Linked DNA regions of Homo sapiens: region 2 is linked to region 1. The links are chromatin loops, found by intact Hi-C in ENCODE. Cell type or tissue: adrenal gland. All regions are shown on one strand.

Region 1 (8,000 bases):
GCTAGCCTCTAACAAGCAGAGTTGAGTTCACTCACAGTTCATATCTTGTATAGGCAACAGGACTCCCAACCCTTTCCCCAACAAATAAAGAGATAAAGAGTTTAGCCCTGGAGAAGTGGCCCCCGCCTGTAATCCCAGCACTTTGGGAGGCCAAGGTGGGTAGATCACGAGGGCAGGATACCAAGACCATCCTGGCTAACACGGTGAAACCCCGTCTGTACTAAAAATACAAAAAATTAGCCGGGTGTGGTAACACTCGCCTATAGTCCCAGCTACTTGGGAGGTTGAGGCAGGAGAATCATTTGAACCCGGGAGGCGGAGGCTGCAGTGAGCCAAGATCCGAGATTGTGCCACTGCACTCCAGCCTGGGCAAGAGAGTGAGACTCGATCTCAAAAAAAAAAAAAAAAAAAAAAAAGGCCAGGCGCGGTGGCTCACACCTGTAATCCCAGCACTTTGGGAGGCCAAGGCGGGCAGATCATGAGGTCAGGAGATCGAGACCATCCTGGCTAACACGGTGAAACCCCGTCTCTACTAAAAAGTACAAAAATTTAGCTGGGTGTGGTGGCGGGCCCCTGTAGTCCCAGCTACTCGGGAGGCTGAGGCAGGAGAATGGCATGAACCCGGGAGGCACAGCTTGCAGTGAGCCGAGATCTCGCCACTGCACTCCAGCCTGGGCGACAGAGCGAGACTCCATCTCAAAAACAAAAAAGAAAGTTAAGAAAGCCCCAAGACAAGCGTTGCCTTCCTCAAAGCCCATGTCCGTCCTCTGCCTCGCTCTGTCACCCAGGTTGGAGTGCAGTGATGCGATCTCTGCTCACTGCAACTTCTGCCTCCTGGGTTCAAGCAATTCTCCTGCCTCAGCCTCCCGAGTAGCTGGGATTACAGGGGCACGCCACCAAGCCTGGCTAATTTTTTGTATTTTTAATACAGATGGGGTTTCACCGTGTTAGTCAGGATGGTCTCGATCTCCTGACCTCGTGATCCACCTGCCTCAGCCTCTCAAAGTGCTTAGATTACAGGCCTGAGCCACCGTGCCCAGTCACCCCTCCTTCCTTCTAAGTGTCACAGCGGTTCTTCATTCACGTGTGTCTTCTGATGTGTCTGCCTTACTGTTTCATGTTAATGACATTGCATGGGTGCATGTCTTCTCTCCTTGACTAGAAGTTCCTCGAAGGTAGAAACCAATTTTTAGCCTCCTCTGAATCTCTTTAGCTCTGACATCAATGTCTAGTACATAGCAAGGGGTATATACATCCAGACAATGGAATCTTATTCGGGGCCAAAAAGAAATGAGCCATCAAGCCATGAAAAGACATGGAGGAAACTTAAATGCCACTTACTAAGTGAAAGAAGCCAACCTGGAGAGGCCATATGCTGCGTGATTCCAACTCTATAACATTCTGCAAATTGAAAAACCATAGAGATAGTCAAAGGATCAGTGGTTGCCAGGGGTTATGGAGCAGGGCAGGAGGGATGAACTCATGAAGGAGAGGGGTTTGCTTGTTTGTTTTTTTTTGTTTTGTTTTGTTTTTTGAGATGGAGTCTCGCTCTGTCGCCAGGCTGGAGTGCAGTGGTGCAATCTTGGCTCACTGCAACCTCCCACTCCCTGGTTCAAGCAATTCTCCTGCCTCAGCCTCCCGAGTAGCTGGGATTACAGGTACGTGCCACTACGCCAAGCTAATTTTTGTATTTTTAGTAGAGACGGGGTTTCACCATGTTGGCCAGGATGGTCTTGATCTCCTGACCTCATGATCTGCCCACCTCAGCCTCTCAAAGTGCTGGCATTACCGGCATGAGCCACCAAGCCCGGCCGCAGAGGAGATTTTTAGGACAGTGAAGCTATTCTGTGTGATACTGCAATGGTGATTATGCATTTGTGGAAAATTGTAGAATGTATAACACAAAGAGTGAACCCTGATGTAAACTGTGGACATTAGTTAAGAAGTGACAGCAATTAGTTAATAATCAGTACCGATAGTGGTTCATCAATATTGAATCAATATTCTAATGCAAGATATTCATAATAGCAGAAACTGGGGGGCACTATATGGGAACTCTAAACTTTCTGCCCAGTTTTCCTGTAAACCTAAACCTGCTTTAGAAAATAAAACCTATTAATGGTATATGTATGTATGTGGAAGTACATGTGTGTGTGTGTGTGTGTGTGTATATATATATATATATAGAGAGAGAGAGAGAGAGACAGAGAGAGAGAGAAAACAGTAAATGATGTTGGATCATCCTCATGGACACACCCAGTTATGAAAGAGTTTGGAAGATTTGCCCAGGACTGATGGTTTTCAAACTTCAGTAAAACTTAGCTGAGAGTAAATTAAAGGTTCTCCTTCAGCCTGGGCAACATAGCGAGACCCTGTGTCTACAAAAAATTTTTTAAATCAGCCAGCCATAGTGGTATGTGCCTGTGCTCCCAGCTACTTGGGAAGCTGAGGAGGGAGGGTCACTTGAGCCCTGGAGGTCAAAGCTGCAGTGAGCCGTGATCGCACCACTGTGTTACAGCGTGACAGAATGAGACCTTGTCTCTTAAAAAAAAAAAAAAAGGACGAGTAAGCATTTATTTGTGAAATAAAATTTATACAGAAAGTTGCTAGAATTGCCCCTAGGTGTTTGTGTTTCTTGATGTTTCCCCCTAATGTATCATGTTTTGTATTTAAATCATAAATAATTTTTAGATAACCAAAAAGTGTCCTTAATATGATATCTGCTGTCCCCTTTCTAGGCCATGTCAGTTACCCTATTGCTGTAAATATGGCTGTGAGTCCCCTACCCACTGGCAAACCCTGACCTCCAAAGGAAAGGAATAGGTCACGTATCACTTGGCTTCTTTCGGAGAATTAGGAAAGGTAAAAGGGAAATGTCCACCATTACAGCAGTATTAGCTCCCTAGAAAACAGTTTCTGGGCTGGGATGGGTGGCTCACACCTATAATCCCAGCACTTTTGGAGGCCGAGGTGGGCGGATCACTTGAGGTCAGGAGTTCGAGAACAACCTGGCCAACATGGTGAAACCTCATCTCTACTAAAAATACAAAAACTAGCCCGGAGTGGTGGTGGGCGCCTGTAATCCGAGCTACTCAGGAGGTTGAGGCAGGAGAATCACTTGAACCCAGAAGGGGGAGGTTGCAGTGAGCCGAGATCACACCACTGTACTCCAGCTTGGGCAACAGAGTGAGACTCCATCTTAAAAAAAAAGAAAACAGTTTCTGGAGAGATACTGTTCAGGGAACTGCACTGCAGAGAGAAAGACAAAGGCTCTGATGTCAACAGATATTTATCGAGAAAGTGTTGGACCAAAAGGCAGTGGGGCGGGACAGCCGTTCCTGGCAACTGCTTTGTTTCTGTGATACTGTGATAGACCAGGGCAGACACACCTCCCTGGCCTGCGTGCACTCAGCGCCTTCCTGCCCCTCCAAATCTACGATGCACGACATGAACCGGTTGAATAGTCTCTTCTGTATTTCCCACATATCCAACCTTCTCTCTGTTGGCTTTAATGTATCTGCAGCAAGCAGAACTAACTAATGTTATTTTCTTGGTATTAAGTCTCCTGACCTCAGGGTGTAAATGTGCAGAAAGGAGACGCAAATTAGTGTCTTCAGCCGGTGGTCCTGACATTGCGGTTTGAGTAGGAGCTTCCCGCTGCTCCTGGCTCCCAGGTGACTGTGCTGCTCAGCTCCACGCGGCACCACCACCCCCTATTTCATTTATCATCCTCTCCCTCTGATGCCAGCTTCTGATTAGAGGGTTAGAAAATAAGCCCTGAGAGGGAACTAATTACTTAAGTGGGGACGGAGAGGCCAAGGAATGGCTTGGTAACAGTCTCCATGCATTGCGAGGGTTATTACTGCAGGCCGTGGTGACCAGTGGTATCTTAGGTCAGGTTCCCTGGAAGCAGAGAGCCTTAGACAGGGATTCTTGTGCAAATGAAAGATGGAGGAGGGAGGGCTCTCGGGAGATAAAGGTAAGGATGGAGAGAAGCAGAGTGGGGGTGGGGAAGGCAAGCAAAGATTGGGATTTGGCCAAAGTCTAGCGTCAGACTGAGGGTGGGGTGGGGGTTCTGGATTATGAATGGCATCATAGCGACACTCCTCCCCATACTTGACACAAGGCAGCCAGGCTTTTCTGTCCCCAAATCAGTCATTGGTTGACTGCAGGCCACCCCCATGAGGGCAAAAGGAGGGCATAAGCCCAAATGGTCATCCCTGGGTGAGGCTGATAGCAATTCCCCAGAGAAGGCTGACTCCGCAAGCCATCTGTCTGGGGATGTACGCACCGGCCAGTACAGGGAATCTGGCTGGACGCCAACGGCACCCACGAAGGGCTGGCCTCTCAAAAGACAGTAGGAGAGAAGTAGGATAGACATAAGAAAAAGCTCTGGAGGCCACTGGATGCTCTGAAGCTCCTTCCAGCTGCCTGTCACTGGAAGGGATTGGACAGGGAATGGCCTCCACTCACGTGGGTCTTTCCAGGCAGTCACAAGCAGGATGTTTGAGCTCAAAAAAGACCCAATCTGAGAATGTCACTGAGAACTACAATTTGTGATCCTACTGTCAAATGATGGCCTGAGAGACCTAAGGGGCTCCCCAGAAAGCTTCCAGATTAGTTGAGCTCTAATAACAGCAGCAAAGGGTACAGCTGCTACTTGGCCAGGTATGATTCTAAATGCCTTATGTCCATTAACCTAATTTAATCCTCACAGCAACCTTGTGGGTAAGGTGTTATTATTTACCATCCCCATTTTACAGATGGGGAGAATGAGGCCCAGAGAGGTTAATTAATTTACTGGAGTTACACAGTTGGAAGTAGAAGAGCCAGGATCTGAATCCAGATGGTGTGATTCATGTGGGCAACACCATCACTCTACTGCCTCTGGCTGTCCCTCTAGCAGGTGGGGGTGGGATGGGGCAGTGTAGACAGGTGCTAGAAGGCAGGAGACCGCCCTGGATGCTTTTAGAGCAGTATTTTCATAAACCTTTGCATACACTGGAATCACCTGTAAGGGACTGTTACAATACAGGCAGTCCAGAGGCAACTCTGTAAGCCCCACAATGATTCAGATGCGAGTGCAAAGGCCAGGTTCAAATCCTGGCTCTTCCACTTACTACCTGTGTGACCTTGGAAATAAATGTTCATTAACCTCTCGACTCAATTTTTCTCAACTCTAAAATGAAAGTAGACTGAGTGCGGGGGCTCACGCTTGTAATCCCAGCACTTTGGGAGGCCAAGGCAGGTGTATTGCTTGAGCCCAGGAGTTTGAGACCAGCCAGAGCAACATAGTGAGATCCCCATCTCTATTTATTTTTTAAAATAAAATATTTAAAGATAAATAAATAATAATAATAATACTTTTTAAGATGTTGTGAAGTTTAAACTGTGAATCACAGTTGTATATATTAGGCAAAAGTCTGGTAGGCCAAACTATTAACAGTGGGTTCTCTGGGGAGGGAAATTAAGGTGGGGGCATAAAGAAGGTGGGGGCAGAATGGGAGAAACGTTTACTTTTTTTTTTTTTTTTTTTTTGAGACGGAGTCTCACTCTGTTACCCAGGCTAGAGTGCAGTGGCGCGATCTCGACTCACTGCAACCTCCGCCTCCCGGGTTCAAGAGATTCTTCTGCCTCAGCCTCCCGAGTAGCTGGGATTACAGGCATGTGCCACCACACCTGGCTAATTTTTGTATTTTTAGTAGAGACAGAGTTTTGCCATGTTGGCCAGGCTGGTCTTGAACTCCTGATCTCAGGCGATCCACCCACCTCAGCCTCCCAAAGTGTTGAGATTACAGGCGTGAGCCACTGTGCCCAGCCGAAGCGTTCACTTTTTACCCTATGCATTAAATTTTAATTCTTTGTAAGGAGAACATATTAAAGCATCAAGTATGTAAAATTTACTTAATCAAAAACAAAAAGGGCCAGGCACAGTGGCTCACGCCTGTAATTCCAGCACTTTGGGAGGTCGACGTGGTGGATCACTTGAGGTCAGTAGTTCAAGATCAGCCTGGTCAACATGGCAAAACCCTGTCTCTACTAAAAATACAAAAATTAGCCAGGTGTGGTGGCAGGTGCCTGTAGTGCCAGCTACTTGGGAGCCTGAAGCAGGAGAATCGCTTGAACCCGGGAGGCAGAGGTTGCAGTGAGCTGAGATTGCACCACTGCACTCCAGCCTGGGAAGCAGAGCAAGACTCTGTCTCAAAAACAAACAAAAAGATGAAATAGAATTATCTATAGAGAATGCGTGGCACACAATAGGTGTTCAATCAACAGTAGCTGCTAGTAGCAGTATCATCAACCACAAACATTTGTTGAATGCCTATTATGTGCAAGTCATCATATTTAGTCTCCATCAGGAGGCAGAGAAGCACAAGGCAACGTCCCTGCTCTTACACGTACAAAAAAACACCCCAAACACCCAATGGTAGTGTTTACTTTGGATCTAAGAAGTGCTATAGAGAATAAGGGCTTCGAGGAGCTGAAATGAGAGAGAGATCATTTCCAGCTGGCCTCTTCAAGGGAGGTGGGGCTTGAGTGGGCTTTGAGAAAAGGGGAAGATTTCAATAGACAGAAAAAGGGGGAAAGAACATTCCGATGGCAGAAAAGAGCTTGGTTCAAAGGGCAAAGGGACTTGCTAGGCATGCGCAGAAGATGCTGAGTGGACATTTGGCTTGGCTTGGCGCGGCCGGTCTGCGGGATGCAATCATGCTGGATCCGAGGCAGGCAGCGGGGGGCCTGCTGTAGCTGACCTGCCCTCCCTCAAGTGAAAGAACACAATCACTGGCTCCAACACTTCCGGTGGCTAGAATGGACTGAGGCCAAGATGGACTTTCTTAACAATTCTTGACCCCTGTGGACCGAGCCTAGAATAGAAAGCAAAGTAGCCACAAAGATTAAAAAAAAAAAAAAGTCAATCCTCTCCCCAAACTGCTCTGTTGCCCAAATATGCAACAGCCTGCACAATGAATTGTGGGTGCAGAATGGAGGGTGTGTGTGTCTGGGTGCAATATGTGCATGTGCATATGCCACGATGTGTGTTGTGCAGGGGGACTGCCTCAGAAGCATGCACGTTGTAATGACACGCGGTATTTCCTGTGATTGTGTGATATACTGGATTGAGTTATGAGTGCTGTGTATGCTAACCACATCACTGAAAGCTAATCTTTCTGAGCGACTGGGAAGACAGCAGAGGAAAGCAGGCAGCCAGCAAAATCTGCATCCATAGAGTGCGCCATCTGCCTCCGGTGGTCAGTACCAGGTGCCACGGGGGAGTGTGGAGTGGCCCGGGCTGGCGGTATGAATATGAGGCCAGTTGTTCAGGCAGGGCATTGAGGTGGTCGAGAATAAAGCTGGCAGCATTTAAATTTCCAACTGTCCAGCGTTTTTCCTTTATCAGCAAAGTCCCACACCATGAGTGTGCATTTGGCAGCCTGAAAAATGCACCCTGGCATCTTCCTAGATCTGGTCCCTGTGTGTATATATACACAATGTGTATAGAGAAAGCCCAGAGATAAACACTTTTTTAAAAAGTTAAAGCTTGATTAGCTGAACACCAAGAGGCCCCAGGAAATTGAGTTTAAGAAAAATTTGGATAATTGGAACAGCGTATAATATCAAGAATGTTAAATACACAAGTCAGCTGAGCACGCGGCGTTTATGGCAAGCTCTGATTAAAACGAAGTTTCTGATAATCAAAGTTTTAATGGCAGAGGCTCATTTGAATTTCTTCTGTATAAAAAGGAGATTAGATATCGTGTGCACGGAATATCTTGTGATACTTTCCATTCTTCCCAACTCCGGCTGGGTCACATAAATGCTTTTTAGATATTTATTTCATAAAAAGTACGCTGTCCTTTGGTGTGCCCCAAACTAGCCAAAACAGGACTTGCAGCAGATGTGTTTATCAGATTGAGCTGCGAATTTGAGGAGAGGAAAAGTCTGCCTATCGTCTAAGTAATTTCAAAATCAAAGCCATCCCAGGCACACCAGAAGCCTAA
Region 2 (8,000 bases), 64 kb after region 1:
TCACAGAGGTGATGACACTGTAACTGAGGATCAAAGGATAAGCAGGAGATCGGCAAGGGGATTAAGAAGGAGTAGGCGGCCAGGCTCGGTGGCACACACCTGTGATCCTAGCACTTTGGGAAGCTGAAGCGGGCGGATCACTTGAGCCCAGGAGTTTGAGACCAGCCTGGACAACATGATGAAACCCGGTTTCTACAAAAAAAAAAAAAAAAAAAAATAGCCAGGCATGATGCTGTGCGCCTGTAGTCCTAGCTACTCTGGAGGATGAGGTGGGAGGGTCGCTTGAACTTGGGAGGTTGAGGCTGCAGTGAGCCGAGATTGCGCCACTGCACTCCAGCCTGGGTGACAGAGCGAGACCCTGTCTAAAAAAAATAAAAAATAAAGGAGTAGGTTGCTGGGCACGGTGCCTCACTCCTGTAATGCCAGCACTTTGGGTGTTTGGGGGACCGAGGTGGAAGGATTGCTTGAGCCCAGGAGTTGGAGAGCAGCCTGGGTAACACAGCAAAACCCCGTCTTTACAAAAAATTTTAAAAAATTGGCCAGGCATGTTGGTGTGAGCCTATAGTCCCACCTACTCAGGAGGTTGAGATGGGAGGATTGCTTGAGCCAGGGAGTTCAAGGCTGCAGTGGGCCATCATCATGCCAATGAACTCCAGCTTGGGTGACAGGGCAAGATCCTGTCTCAAAAAAAGAAAAAAAAAAAAAAAGGAGCAGGCATTCCAAGCAGAGTGAATAGCCTGTGCAAAGCCCTTGAAGCGATCCATGGTGCCCACCCATTTCCCTCCATCCACTCTGGAAGCCACTTGGAAAGACTTCCCAAGTACAATGAGGACTTCCTGCCACTCCACCTGAGGATGTTCTCTTGGCTCAGAAGCATGCTCAGCTAGACACTGTGTGTGGGGGCAGATCCTAAGTGCTCAGCTTCCCAGAGATAACCCTTAACTCATGAGGAATGAGGGCAGTGGTGTGCTGGGGCAGCAGTACTAGCTCTGGAGAGCCGGATTGTTAAATATTTGGAAAATTTGCCAGCCAACTGCTAAAACTGAGAGCCTGGAATCAGCCCTAGTAGGAATATTTATACCATGACAATCGGCAAACACTACAAATTGGGACTTTTTAAATTCTACCAGAAAGCTGGTTTACTAGCACACCCCTGTGTGGGAGTTGGTGGATAAATACTCCTGCTTCCTCACCCCTTGCTGGGACAGTCCTAAAGGATGTGCTACACAGGACCCCAGAAGGTCACCGGCAGGATTGAACCCCAATTGCCCATATAGGTAACCTGTTCACGAATGCACCCTTTACTGGCCTTCCTCCCTGCCCTGTCTCAATTCCCATGCCCTCACTGTGATTCCTGGGATCATCTTACTTATGCTCAAAAACCCTTGGCTCAGAATCAGCTTGTAGAGGTACCCAAATTAAGACAGGCATGGGGCCGGGCACGGTGGCTCACGCCTGTAATCCCAGCACTTTGGGAGGCCGAGGCAGGCAGATCATGAGGTCAGGAGATGGAGACCAACCTGGCTAACATGGTGAAACCCCATCTCTACTAAGAATACAAAAAATTAACCAGGCGTGGTGGTGGATGCCTATAGTCCCAGCTACTCAGGAGGCTGAGGCAAGAGAATGGCGTGAACCCAGGAGGTGGAGCTTGCAGTGAGCCGAGATCGCGCCACTGCACTCCAGCCTGGACGACAGAGCAAGACTCCATCTCAAAAAAAAAAAAAAAAAAAGACAGGCATGGAAGTGAGAACATGGCACATTAGCAGCGAGCAGCAGACTGATCACGGGGGCTATAAGACCACTGCACAGGCTGGGTGCGGTGGCTCACACCTGCAATCCCAGCACTTTGGGAGGCCGAGGTGGGCAGATCACGAGGTCAGGAGATCGAGACCATCCTGGATAACATGGTGAAACCCCGTCTCTACTAAAAATACAAAAAATTAGCTGGGCGTGGTGGCGGGCACCTGTAGTCCCAGCTACTCAGGAGGCTGAGGCAGGAGAATGACGTGAACCCGGGAGGCGGAGCTTGCAGTGAGCCAAGATCGTGCCACTGCACTCCAGCCTGGGTGACAGAGCAAGACTCCGTCTCAAAAAAAAGCCAGGTGCGGTGGCTCACACCTGTAATCCCAACACTTTGGGAGGCCGAGGCGGGCAGATCACTAGGTCAGGAAATCGAGACCATCCTGGCTATCACGGTGGAACCTCGTCTCTACTAAAAATAAAAAAATTAGCCGGGCGTGGTGGCTGGTGCCTGTAGTCCCAGCTATTCGGGAGGCTGAGGCAGGAAAATGGTGTGAACCCAGGAGGCGGAGCTTGCAGTGAGCCGAGATTGCACCACTGCACTCCAGCGTGGGCGACAGAGCAAGACTCTGTCTCAAAAAAAAAAAAAAAACCACCGCACAGAGGATGCTAAACTTAGTCAAGGTGTCTCAAGGTCTTGAAAGAATTTAAACAGGGAAAGGATGGCAAGATCAGCTGTGCATTTTAGGAAGCTCACCCTGGGGGCTGTGTGACAGATGGATGCAAAGGGAACAAGACTGGAGGTAGGAGAGCTGAAGACTAGGTCAGTGAGAGTCCAAGGAAGAAATGATGAAGGTGTCAGACAACCACAGGAGGTGCTATCCACACAGAACATGATGGAGCTGTGCTTGACACAGCACTGCTTGTGGACCGAACCCTAAGCATGCCTGACACTGTGGGAGCAGACACCTGAACAGGAGACTGGGAAAGGAATCTGGAGGGTGATGAGGACAGGACACAAGGAGAATAGTGTCAAGGAAGCCAGAGAAAAGAGGATGTCAGGGAAGAAGTGTGACCAGTATCACAGGCCAAAGAGAGGTGGTTGTGAGGAGCAAGTAGGTAAGGGTTTAGTATCTGATATAAATTTCTCATTGAATCCTCACAATAGATCCTCTACATTAAATTCAGTGACATTGATGAATTCATAAATGATTTTTCCTGACAAAAATGCTATTCAGAATGAATTCATTTATTCTAATAGTTGAATTGTAGGTTCTTTGGTATTTTCTGTGTGCACAACCATGCCATCTGCAAATAATGACGCTTTCATATCTTCCTTTCCAATCTGGAGGCCTTTTATTTCTTTTTCTTGCTTTATTGCAGTGGCTATGACCGCTAGTATAATCATGAATAGAAGTAGTGATAGCAAGCATTCTTGTCTAGTTCCTGATCTCAGGGGGAAATTTTTCAATATTTTACCATTAAATATACTGTTTGTTGCAAGTTTTGCTTATACATACTCCTATCAGACGTAGGAATTTCCATTCCCTTCTAAGTTTGCTAAGCGCTTTTACCATGACCTCAGAAAAGTTACTTAAACTGTAAACCGTAAAATGTCCACTGCTTTGGTGTTAAAATATCTGGTTTCAAATTCCAGCTGTACCATCTTCTAGCTGTGACTCTGGGCAATTTAATTAAGCTTCCTCTTATAGAAAACAGGGATAATTATAGTAACTCCCTCATAGGAATCTGAGACTTTTCATAAGTTCAAGAGCCCAAGAGGCTGGTTTTGAACCAGGACTAAGGTTTAACATCCAAAGCCCAGGCGCTTAGCTCTCAGATACTCTGCAGAGGCTGATGTTCCCCAGAGTCTTTCCATCTCCTGGTCCTCACTCAGGATTTGTTGGAACCCTTACGATGATGAATGGGAATGGATCCAAACTCTCCCATCCACAGTCACACTTTGCCACCCAGGACTAAGGGTACAGATTTTATGAATGATCAGTCCACTGTGATAGCCAGTCTCCAAAGATGCCCCTTCACCAAAGACCCATGCCTGTTGGTATTCACACCCTTGTATAATGCCTTGATTTTAAATCTGGGTGGGCTTGTGACTCTTTTGTAACTAATTGAATCAACAGAAGTAATACTGCATGATGTGTAAGGCTAGCTTCTGTCTTGGTCTTTTGGTTCGCTCTGCAAAATTGGGCCACCATGGAAGATGTGCTGCTACCCTAAGATCACCATGCTGGAGAAGCTACGGAAGGGCACCACATTCTACAGTTCCAGCTGGGCCCAGACTTCCAGCCTTCCCCACCAAAGCAGCACACATGTACATGAGGCTGATTTGGCCCCGTCCAGACCACATTCACCACCTGAGTACCACTGAGTGACTCCAGTTTACCCCATGTGGAACAGAAGAATCATCCATCTTTGTCCTGATGCAATTCCTGACCCATAAGACCATGAGATATATTGACATAGTTGCTACTGTAAACCACCAAGTTTTGGGATTGTTCGTTGGACAGCAATAGATAATTGGAATATCCACCTTATAGGTTTAGTCCTTAGTCTAGAAATGCACTAAGCAAGCCTGTCCAGTGTTCAAACCTGACACCCATCTTATGCAGCCCTATTCTACCTACTAGAGTTAACCAGATTCAAATAAACAGTATTTAAGTATGGAGAAAACAGTGCGAGAAGGAAGTCATTTCACTCTAAATGTCCTGCATGTTTTTGTGCCTTCAATCCTTCTATTAACAAGAAGGGCCTGGGTGCGGTGGCTCACGCTTGTAATCCCAGCACTTTGGGAGGCCGAGGAGGGCAAATCACTTGAGGTCAGGAGTTCGAGACCAGGCTGGCCAACATGGTGAAACCCCATCTCTACTAAAAACACAAAAATTATCCGGGCATGGTGCCTGTAATCCCAGCTACTCGGGAGGCTGAGACAGAAGAATCACTTGAACCCGGGAGGCAGAGGTTGCAGTGAGCAGAGATCGTGCCACTGCACTCCAGCCTGGCAATACAGTGAGACTCTGTCTCAAAAAAATAAAACAAACAAAACAAAACAGATAATCCTCATCGCAATTGATAGCACTGGTACTATCATGTCCAGTAGTTTTTTAAGGCTGAGGAAACAAAGGCTCAGAGAGAATAACTAACTTGCCCAATGTCACATAGCTAGTTAAATGGCAAAGTTAGGGCTGGAACTGCAAGCCAAGCTCTTTCTTTTTTATTTTGGTCTTGGTTAGGAAACTTTTAGTTGGCAATCAGGGAAATCCATTCATGGTAGTGCAAGGAAGAGAATGGAACTGACTGGAAGAACACAGGAGCAAAAGTGCAGCCAGGCCTCCCAGGGCCAGGACCCAGGCACTGAAATCGTGTCAGGAGCCTATGTTTGCCCTCTCTCTGGAGCCACATGTTTCTGAAGGAGCTCTATTGCACTTCGGCTTAATTTTTCCCTGCTTTTCTGCAGACTGGCTTTCCCTGGCCTGGCATACACAGACTCAAACACAATGGCTCTGTGGTCAGAACAGACTACATAATCTGCAGAGCCCAGAAAAAAATTAAAATGCAGGACCAGCCAGACACTGTGGCTCTCGTGCCTGTAATCTAGCACTTTGGGAAGCCAAGGCAGGAGGGTCACTTGAAACCAGGAGCTAGAGACCAGCCTGGGCAACACAGTGAGACTCTTGTCTCTACAAAAATAAATAAATAAATAAATAAATAAATAAATAAATAAATATTAATTAGCCAGGCATGACGGCATGTACATGTAGTGCCAGATACTCAGGAGGCTGAGGTGGGAAGATCACTTGAGCCCAGGAGTTCAAGGTTGCAGTGGGCTATGATAGCACCACTGCACTCTAGCCTAGGAGACAGAGCAAGACCCTGTCTCAAAAAAATAAAACAAAATAAAATAAGCGGGGCCCCAGGCAAAGAAATCAATCTCCCCTTCTTCCAGGCCCACTGCCCCAATCTATGGCAGTCAGGCAGCCTCCAAGAAATCACAACCTTCGTGCTGGGACACTGTGCACCTGGTGCACAGGTTGGGGAGAGGCCCCTGCCAAATGTGTGTGGCCTTGCCAGCCTGGGGAGGGAAGGCTACCACCTTGTCCCACCCCAAGATGCCATGAAACATATCTGACCACGACCCTGATCTTCCCAATTTTAGCACCGAGGCCCCTGCCAGGGACAGAGGGCAGTAGCAGTCCCAAGGCTAGGGTGGCGTGCGGGAGTCTGGGCAGGGCCCAGGGCTCTCCAGGGACTGGGGAGTGGGCATCTGTGGACCCATCTCAGGGAGGTGAGCCAGGAAGCAGCAGGAGGTAGGTCCCTGCATGAGCAGAAACAGCAAGATTCTGGTGTATGCCTTGTTGTCTCATCATACTTTACTCATAAAACATAGACATTGGCCGGGCGCAGTGGCTCACGCCTGTAATCCCAGCACTTTGGGAGGCTGAGGCGGGCAGATCACGAGGTCAGGAGATCGAGACCATCCTGGCTAACACGGTGAAACCCCATCTCTACCAAAAATACAAAAAATTAGCCAGGTGTGGTGGCGGGCGCCTGTAGTCCCAGCTACTCGGGAGGCTGAGGCAGGAGAATGGTGTGAAACTGGGAGATGGAGCTTGCAGTAAGCCGAGATCTTGCCACTGCACCCCAGCCTGGGTGACAGAGCAAGACTCTGTCTAAAAAAAAAAAAAAAAAAAAAGACATGGACATCATCATTTTACCCAGAATTTCTTTTCTTTTCTTTTTCTTTTCTTTCTTTCTTTTTTTTTTTTTTTTGAGACGGAGTCTCACTCTCGTTGCCCAGGCTGGAGTGCAGTGGCGTGATCTTGGCTCACTGCAACCTCCGCCTCCCGAGTTCAAGTGATTCTCCTGCCTCAGCCTCCCGAGTAGCTGGGATTACAGGCGTGTGCCACCATGCCCAGCTAATTTTTGTATTTTTAGTAGAGATGGGGTTTCACCATGTTGACCAGGCTGGTCTCGAACTCCTGACCTCAGGTGATCCACCTGCCTTGGCTTCCCAAAGTGCTGAAATTACAGGCGTGAGCCACCGCGCCTGGACTTTTTTCCCAGAATTTCAAGATGGTAGCTACAGAGCAATAACCCCAAGCATGGGGCCCATGTGACTGCACGGGTCGCTTGCCCATGGAGCCAGCCCTGTCCTGACTAACCAGCCTTCTCTCTCCCAATCCACTGCTCCCAGGAGAAAAAAATTGAACTAGCTTATCTGGTGGTAGCTACAGCTACATAGAAGCTGTTGGCATCCCGACCCCCAGCGACAGGGGTGTGAACCAGGACTAGACCCCAAAAGGTCTCTACTGAATCTTCTCCACCCACATGCTTAATGTTCTCATACTCTCTATGAGACTAGGAGCAGAGGTGGCCAGTTGCCTACACCAATATTCATCCCCTGCTCTTCCTTCGTAATTTGAGATAACAATGTACCCAAGCTAAAAGATGACATTTCTCAGTGCCATGGACTGAATATTCATGTCCCTCCCAAATTCGTATGTTGAAATCCTAACCCCAATGTGATGGTATTAGGACATGGGGCCACTGGGAGATAATTAGGTCATGAATGGTATTAGTGTCCTTATAAAAAAGACAGGAGAGCGTTTGCTTCCTCTCTCTGCTCTCTACCATGAGAGGGTGCGATGAGAAGACGGCTCCAGCAGGCCCTCAACAGACACCAGATCTGCCAGCACCTTGATTTTTCTTTTTTCTTTCTTTTTTTTTTTTTTTTTTTTTTTGAGACAGAGTCTCACTCCATCGCCCAGGCTGGAATGCAGTGGTGAGATCTCGGCTCACTGCAACCTCTGCCTCCTGGGTTCAAGCGATTCTCAGCACCTTGATCGTAATCTTGGACTTGCAGAACTGTGAGAATTGCTTTTTTCTTTGTTTAAACCACCCAAATTGGTAATTTGTTATAACAGCCTGAACTTACTGAGACATGCAGCTTCCTTCTTGCAGCAAGAGGTGGCCAGGCTGGGCACAGTGGCTCATACCTGTAAATCCCAGCACGTTGGGAGGCTGGGGAGGAGGACTGCTTGAGCCCAGGAGCTCGAGGCTAGCTAGAACAACATAGTGAGACCCCCGTCTCTATAAAAAATAAAAAATTAGCTAGGCATGGTGGTCCCAGCTACTTGAGAGGCTGAGGTGGGAGGATCACTTGAGCCCAGGAGGTCAAAGCTGCTGTGCGCTGTGATTGCACCACTGCACTCCAGCCTGGGTGACAGAGCAAAACCTTG

What was found. Hi-C counts contacts between places; a loop is a spot of excess contacts. Peaks named below come from ENCODE experiments on the same cell type or tissue, not always from the same donor. Only the 100,000 strongest peaks of a DNase experiment are listed, where the experiment ranks them.
Region 2: it touches region 1 in a loop (2.3-fold over the local background); 12 of 110 quality-filtered maps call a loop at or near these places.

Annotation. Positions count from the first base shown.
Region 1 is chrX:40,244,347-40,252,346 of GRCh38, reverse strand. No RefSeq gene overlaps it. Among named protein-coding and RNA genes, the nearest start is that of LINC03099, 15 kb to the left of the region's middle. In adrenal gland, no CTCF peak of the experiment used is centred here; a DNase peak (open chromatin) is centred at 3,382; H3K27ac peaks cover 872 bases.
Region 2 is chrX:40,180,282-40,188,281 of GRCh38, reverse strand. No RefSeq gene overlaps it. Among named protein-coding and RNA genes, the nearest start is that of LINC03099, 79 kb to the left of the region's middle. RefSeq lists a silencer at 5,970-6,149. In adrenal gland, no CTCF peak of the experiment used is centred here; no DNase peak of the experiment used is centred here; H3K27me3 peaks cover 68 bases.